Linked DNA regions of Homo sapiens: region 2 is linked to region 1. Evidence: chromatin contacts called from ENCODE Hi-C or POLR2A ChIA-PET data. All regions are on one chromosome and are shown on one strand. The core of a region is the stretch at or near the end of the contact, and the rest is flanking DNA. Distances in the headings are between cores, read along the strand shown.

Region 1 (3,013 bases), core at 28-2,527:
TACTACGAACCAAAAGGTATCTGAGACAGGTCTCAATCAATTTAGAAAGTCTACCTTGCCAAGGTTAAGAGCATGCGCCCGGGAGGCAGGTCTGTGCCTTCTTCAAAGATGATTCTGAAGGCTTCAATATTTAAAGGGGAAAGGGTGGACATTGGGGAAAGAGGAAGGCATTTTTTAAAGGTATGGGTAGATAAGAGACAAATGATTGCATTCTTTTGAGTCCTTGATCATCTTTTCACCAAATACACAGTTTACAGGTGAGAGGGGGTTAGAGGAAAAGTCACTTATGCCTTCATCTAGTTCCTTGAATCTGTATGCTTGCATCAGAGAAAGCAATCAGATATGCATTTGTCTCAGGTGAGCAGAGGGAGGGCTTTGAGTTCTGTCCTTTGTCCCGCACCTGTGAAGATAATCTATCAATTTACATTGTTAGGGTGAAATTCAACAGAATTGTTTTAGGATAAAGATCTTGGGGCCCATAAGGAATTTCCTGGTGGGCAAGTGGTGAGGGATGTAGGTAGCTTTAAAAAAAAAATCTTTGTAGCTATCTTATTTAGGAATAAAATGGGAGGGAGGTTTGCCTGATGCAGTTTCCAGCTTGACTTTTCCCTTGGGCTTAGTGATTTTGGGGTCCTGAGATTTATTTTCCTTTCACACTACTCACTAGAAGCAAGAGCAACATCTCTTCGACAGATTGGTTGTGCTTTGACTGTTATTGTCATCCAGAGACCACCGCCTGCAAAAGCTGATTCCATATGACCTGAAAAGTGATTTGCTGTGCTCATTGAGGAAAGGGTTCCCAGGACTGAGTTTCTGGGTGTCTCTCTCTAGGACAAGTGGCATTAGCAAGACCCCTGCAAGTGGCCACTGCTCCCTGTCCACCTGGCACATGCTCGTCACACAGTAGGTCCAGCAAGGACATCACCAAATGTCTGTTGAGTAAAGGGGGAGAAGGGGTGGGCCTATTTTGAACTTGGATGGAGTTTCGATTTCTTCAAGACCTTTCTATGCATGTGAGGTCCTTGCTAGTGTCTTTCTGGAGGCCATGCCTTCTTAAAACAGAGCCTTCCTTGCACTTCATAAGAGATAGTGACATGGATAGACAAAATCTACTGTTTAATAAATTTAGTGTGTCAATCAAATCAGACTCAAAATACAGCCTTCAATCTAAATGACCCTGCCTATAGTTGAGGAAGTGAGGTACATGGTTTAGTTACAGCAGCAGACGAGGCTGAATGTAGCTGTGTGTCCAGGCAGTGGGCCAGGCCACACACTAAAAGGAACTCACTGTATCCTTCAACTGAGCCCAAGCCCAGATATAGTTTCAGCCTGGTCAGCAGTGGCTTCCCCGTGTCCTCTCAGCTAATCCTGGCACGGAGCATGTGGAGCTTGGAAGGCCTACGCAAGATAAAATGCACTCTGGAGCCGCGGTGTATTTTATCACTGCCCGTGCACTCGTTGGGATACCTTGCAAAGGTGCTGATTTTCTAGGACTGGGAACCACACGGGGGGGCTCTTCCTGGAGTGCAAAGATGGCATAGATACAAAATTAAAAACAACTTATGTTCTGAGAATTAGTATCTGGAGAAAATGCAAGCCATTGTGCTACTTACCGTGACTAAAGTCAGTAAGGATGTAAAAAGGAGCCAACCAACTTCAGAATTAACAGCACATGTTTTACAAAATTTCAGAGCTCTTCAATTTAGTTCATTTTTTGCAGATGAGGAAACTGAGGCGCTATGGGAATTAAGTGAGTCTAAAGGGGTCACACGATTTGTAGTAAAACCTTGATTAGAACCCAGATCTTCTCATCTCACATTTTGATGCTAAAAAACAAAAACAAAAAACAAAAAGAACGCAGATTTTTCTAACTTCAGTTCAATTCCTGGACTGAAACTACTTTTTCTTTTCTTTTCTTTTTTTTTTTTTTGGTTTCAAGTGTTACTAATGATACATTTTTTCCAAGATATTTATTCAGGTTTGTTATTTTGAAGTGACAGCCAATTGGAACTTTTTTCCCAAGGATTTTTTTTTCAGGGAAAAAAAAGATATATCACCACCATTGATAAACTATCACCTTCTGAGTTAGCCTTGATTCCTCCTCCTCCCCCTCCTCATCAACATCTAATCTGTCAGGAGGTCCTGTTCTATTGTTGAAATGCATTTTAAATCCATCTCCCACTGTAAAACTTCTGTTACAAGCCATTTCTTGCCTCGACTGTTGCAAAAGCCCTCCCATCCATTCTCCATACTGAGACAGAATGTTTTTTTTTTTTTTAATTTTGAACTTTTTATCTTGAAATCATTATGGCTCACAGGGAGTTGCCAAAAGAAAAATCACTTTTTGGGTAAATGTTAAGATAGTTGTCTTTCTTTTTCTGTGTTCTGTTTTGTATCCTTAAGAAGGATTCAAACCCATCTCTCTCTATATACTACATGTCCCAAATAATACAATGTTGCCCTGATGATAAAAGTGTATGCTCACCCAATAGCTTGTGCTGCCTATATTTGCCTCAGCTTTCTCAGCCCCTCCCATGCAGGGGGACTTCATGACTGACCATGTTTAAGATTTGTCCTGAATGCATGGCTTCAGAATGCCCCTTGGTTAAGCAAGGACGCTGAAGATTTCATGCCACCTGGCCATCAACATGAGATATCCTGGATTTATTAGGTCCTTTCAAAACTTTTTCTCTCCATCGCAAGCCCTTAGGATTCATTCCTATCATTTTTAAGTATGGAGGTTAATTTTTCTTCAAATGTAGCTGCCCAGAAACTCTCTTTTTCCTGTGAAGCCCAAATAAGCTCCTGAAGCTAGCTCTGGACCCCCGGTGGCAATGTTGTCGGAACGGGGGAACTTTCTTTTTATACTTTGAACCAAGGGAGTCTGCTGAGGTGACACAGGCCATTGGAAACACAGGCTATTCTGTGAAGGCTCCTTGATCACATCATGCCCTGTGGGTGGACACCCTCCTTTGTAGGACCTGCCCTGGACAAGACTGAGAGGTAGAAGACA
Region 2 (3,183 bases), core at 32-2,531, 70 kb before region 1:
AAAGAAAGTTAGCAGATCGAGTGTCTTCTTCCTTAGAAATAGGTTCTGGTAGCTTCTGTGCCTGGGTAGTATCAGACCAGTGGGAGTAAACCGAGTGTTAAGTGTCAAGGTGAGAAAGCCTCACATTCTCTCAAGACAGTTGCTCTAGGAGCTGAGTTGCTGGTTTGGAAGTGTGGAGATTGCATTTCTGGCTTCTCTCAATGGCTTGTGTTGAGGACTCTGGGTGCTCCTGGCCCTAATTGTGCACCCTGATCCCCGTGCTTGGAGCTAGGCCTGGTGGCGTGCTCTAGCCCTCTCAGTTACCAGCTCTTTGGAGAAGGATCAAAATTCAGATGGAATGTGGGATGGGTAATAGGTGAGAGTAGAAACCCTTCCCTCCAGGAGGCCCCCGCTGACTCCCACAGAAACCCACCTACCATAAGATGTCTTCAGGTGGCCTTGTCCAAGGATGGGGGTCAGGCATTTTATATCAAGGGTGCTCTGAACATATTTTATTTTTTAAAAAAACTATGTTTGTGAATTTTGCGTATACTGGCAAGCTTTTGAAAATGTATTTAATTTTGTATTGTTTACCAATGATTTATTTACAAGATATTTACTCAAATAAATGGAGCTGCTTACAAGCCTGTTGACATGTGTGGCTTGCACAACACGTTAACATGATGGTTTTGCTGTGTCAGTTTCTCTGCAGAGGTGAGGACCAAGCACCTCACCTCGTTTCATTTCATTTTCAAGGATTTCTAGGCATGTAATCCTGGCCCTCTCCTCAGGCATCTTCAGATCAGGTGGTGAAAGCAAAGGAGCTGGGCCACATTCTTGGGCTGAGAAAGAAGACGAGCTCTGTGTGCTCAGCCTGGCACTGTCCTAGGCCATGCTCCTTTCATTTAATTAAAACTCCTCTTTGCCATCTTACAAGAACCCTCAAAAACATTTCAAATTAGTAAACTATTCCACTTGTTAGAATGCCTTGCACCATGGAAGTCGGAAAAATACAGAATGGGCAGGATTTCTGTTAGGCTTAATTGACCAGCCCATGTGATGGTCTCAGATGAAGTAAGAATTGACTTTTCCTCCAAAGGCCTCTGCTCCCACCACACACTTCCTCCCCACCTTCCCTCCTGCCCTGATCCCCGTGAGTGCTTCAGCAAGAAGTTTGGGCCTCTTCCTTGACTCCCCAGTATGCTCCCAGTCACCCAGCTTGTCCTCTGTGAATACTTCTCAAACCTATCCCATGTCCAACTTTCCTGGATTGCTGCCACCACCTTGGGAACAGATTCTCCATGTCCAGGCTTGTCTCCCTCTGATCCATCCTCCACCCAGTTGCTAGAATAGTCTGACGACTCCACCCCCTGCTTGAAACCCGAACCCTCTGCATGCCTTATGAGAAATGTTGTCTCTGCCTCTCCCACCTCATCTTTTGGCCTTGTGCTCATGCCCAGTTCTGCCAAATTCCTTGGAGTTTCTGGCGTGTTCTATGTATTTTCTTCTCTGGTGCTTTGTAAAATCTGTTGCCTTGGCCCAGAACGCCCCCTCTGCCAACAGGCTGTATCCAGAGAGCTGGGTTAGACCCCCTCCTAGGTGTGTTCCCCCTCAGCTCCAGCCTATACTCTGTCATAGACGCATCCACAGTATCATTATTGCCTATCCATTTGTTGGTGTCTTCTGTTAGAATCTGGGATCCTCGAGGCTGGGAATCTGGACTTCACCAAGCATCTGGTCCTAGGCTTGGCCCATCAAAGAGATTGTGTGTTTGCCAGTTGAATGAAAATGACAAAAGATTCAAGAAAACTCCACTGTTTTCTTCCCAGCTAGAGTTGTGGTTCTTAGATCTGAGTGTACATTTGAATCACTGGGAAGCTTTAAAAACAATGGAAGCCTAGGCCTCAGTCAATTCTGACCAGTTAAATCAGCGTCTCCAGGACAAGAGCTGGGGTGTTTGTTTTCAAGCTCTCCAGCTTGCGCATCGCTGGGCCATTGGGTCACTCTTGTGCCATTGGATGGCCAGATGCATTAGCCTGACCTCAGCTCTCCATGTTTATGCTATTACAGCAGGTGGCAGCTGTGGTATTAGCACACTCACTATTTCTCATACAGAGTCTTCTCACTAGGGCAATGGCTCCAAATTATCCAACTTCTAGTGCCGCGCTCACTTGAACATTGGGAAATCTCAATGTAAACTTCATGGAGTGGCTTCCATTTATAACGATCATAATAAAAGCACTGTGCTAAGTGCATGCTTTATCTCATTTAATCCTGACCTTAACCTTATGAGGCAGGTGGCATTCTCATTTTACAGATAAGAAAATAAACTCAGGCTTAGCAGCTTACCTAAGTCCACACAGCTACAACACTGAGATTCAAACCCAAACCTATTTGGCTCCAAAGTCCCATAACCATTAGACTTTCTTGCCACTCTTAGGGAATTACTCTTAGTCCCACTCACAAGAGTGAACCCCAGAAGCCACATTTAAAGTGAGCCAGGTCCCTGAGCTGGCAGGGTAGGGGAGGAGGCCTTGTGGATGGAGGAGATCCCAGCCACCTGTGGGGCTCTTCCTCACTCCTGGGAACTGAGGGACTCCCTGCTCCCCATCTGCAGTGCAGCCAGGCCCTGTGATGCTGGCCCTCCTTATCCAGAGTCCTCTTGCCTTTTCCCCATAACATAAAGCTCCTGGACTTGGGCTTAGCAGCTGAGCAAGGAGTATCCAGCCATCAGTTTCCTGAGAAAGAGCAGCTCAGGACAAGGTGATTTTCAATTCCTGAAACACAGGAATTAAACAGGTTTTTACTTATTTATCACTGACATAGTTTGGATATTTGTCCTCTCCAAATCCCATTTTGAAATTTGATCTCCAGTGTTGGAGGTGAGAGGTGTTTGGGTCATGGGGGCAGACCCCTCATGAATGGCTTGGTGCCATTCTCCTGGGATTGAGTGAGTACTTACTCTTAGTTCCCTCTAGATCTGGTTGTTAAAAAGAGCCTGGCACCTCCTCCCCTCTCTGTCTTACGTCCTCTCTTGCCATGTAACAAGCCGGCTCTCCTTCTGCCGTGATTGGAAACTTCTGAGGTCCTCACCAAAAGAAGATGCTGGTGCCATGCTTCCTATACAGTCTGCAGAAGCACGAGCCAAATAAACCTCTTTTCTGTATAAATTGCCTGCCCTCAAGTACTTCTTTATAGTAACAC

What was found. Hi-C counts contacts between places; a loop is a spot of excess contacts on that map. ChIA-PET counts read pairs that join two places held with the same protein, here RNA polymerase II (POLR2A). Pooled maps may share reads with other maps.
Region 2: a loop to region 1 is called in a map of gastrocnemius medialis, with 4 times the contacts of the local background. The contact joins two enhancer-like sites. A Hi-C loop is called at or near these places in 10 of 168 maps with a recorded cell type or tissue (CD8-positive, alpha-beta T cell, K562, MCF 10A and 4 more) and 5 of 50 pooled maps. POLR2A ChIA-PET finds 5 or more read pairs at or near these places in 1 of 52 experiments (MCF 10A).

What each region holds. Positions count from the first base shown.
Region 1 is chr6:150,319,239-150,322,251 of GRCh38, forward strand. No RefSeq gene overlaps it. Among named protein-coding and RNA genes, the nearest start is that of IYD, 48 kb to the right of the region's middle. Within about 2 kb of position 1,278, at least 5 of the 41 ENCODE cell types and tissues checked have a DNase peak (open chromatin) inside an H3K27ac peak, as active enhancers do; they include gastrocnemius medialis and psoas muscle, where a contact is called at or near this core.
Region 2 is chr6:150,249,735-150,252,917 of GRCh38, forward strand. It overlaps PPP1R14C (protein phosphatase 1 regulatory inhibitor subunit 14C), which reads left to right. Exons shown (of 4, transcript NM_030949.3): 4 at 1-658. Among named protein-coding and RNA genes, the nearest start is that of PPP1R14C, 110 kb to the left of the region's middle. Within about 2 kb of position 1,282, at least 5 of the 41 ENCODE cell types and tissues checked have a DNase peak (open chromatin) inside an H3K27ac peak, as active enhancers do; they include gastrocnemius medialis and psoas muscle, where a contact is called at or near this core.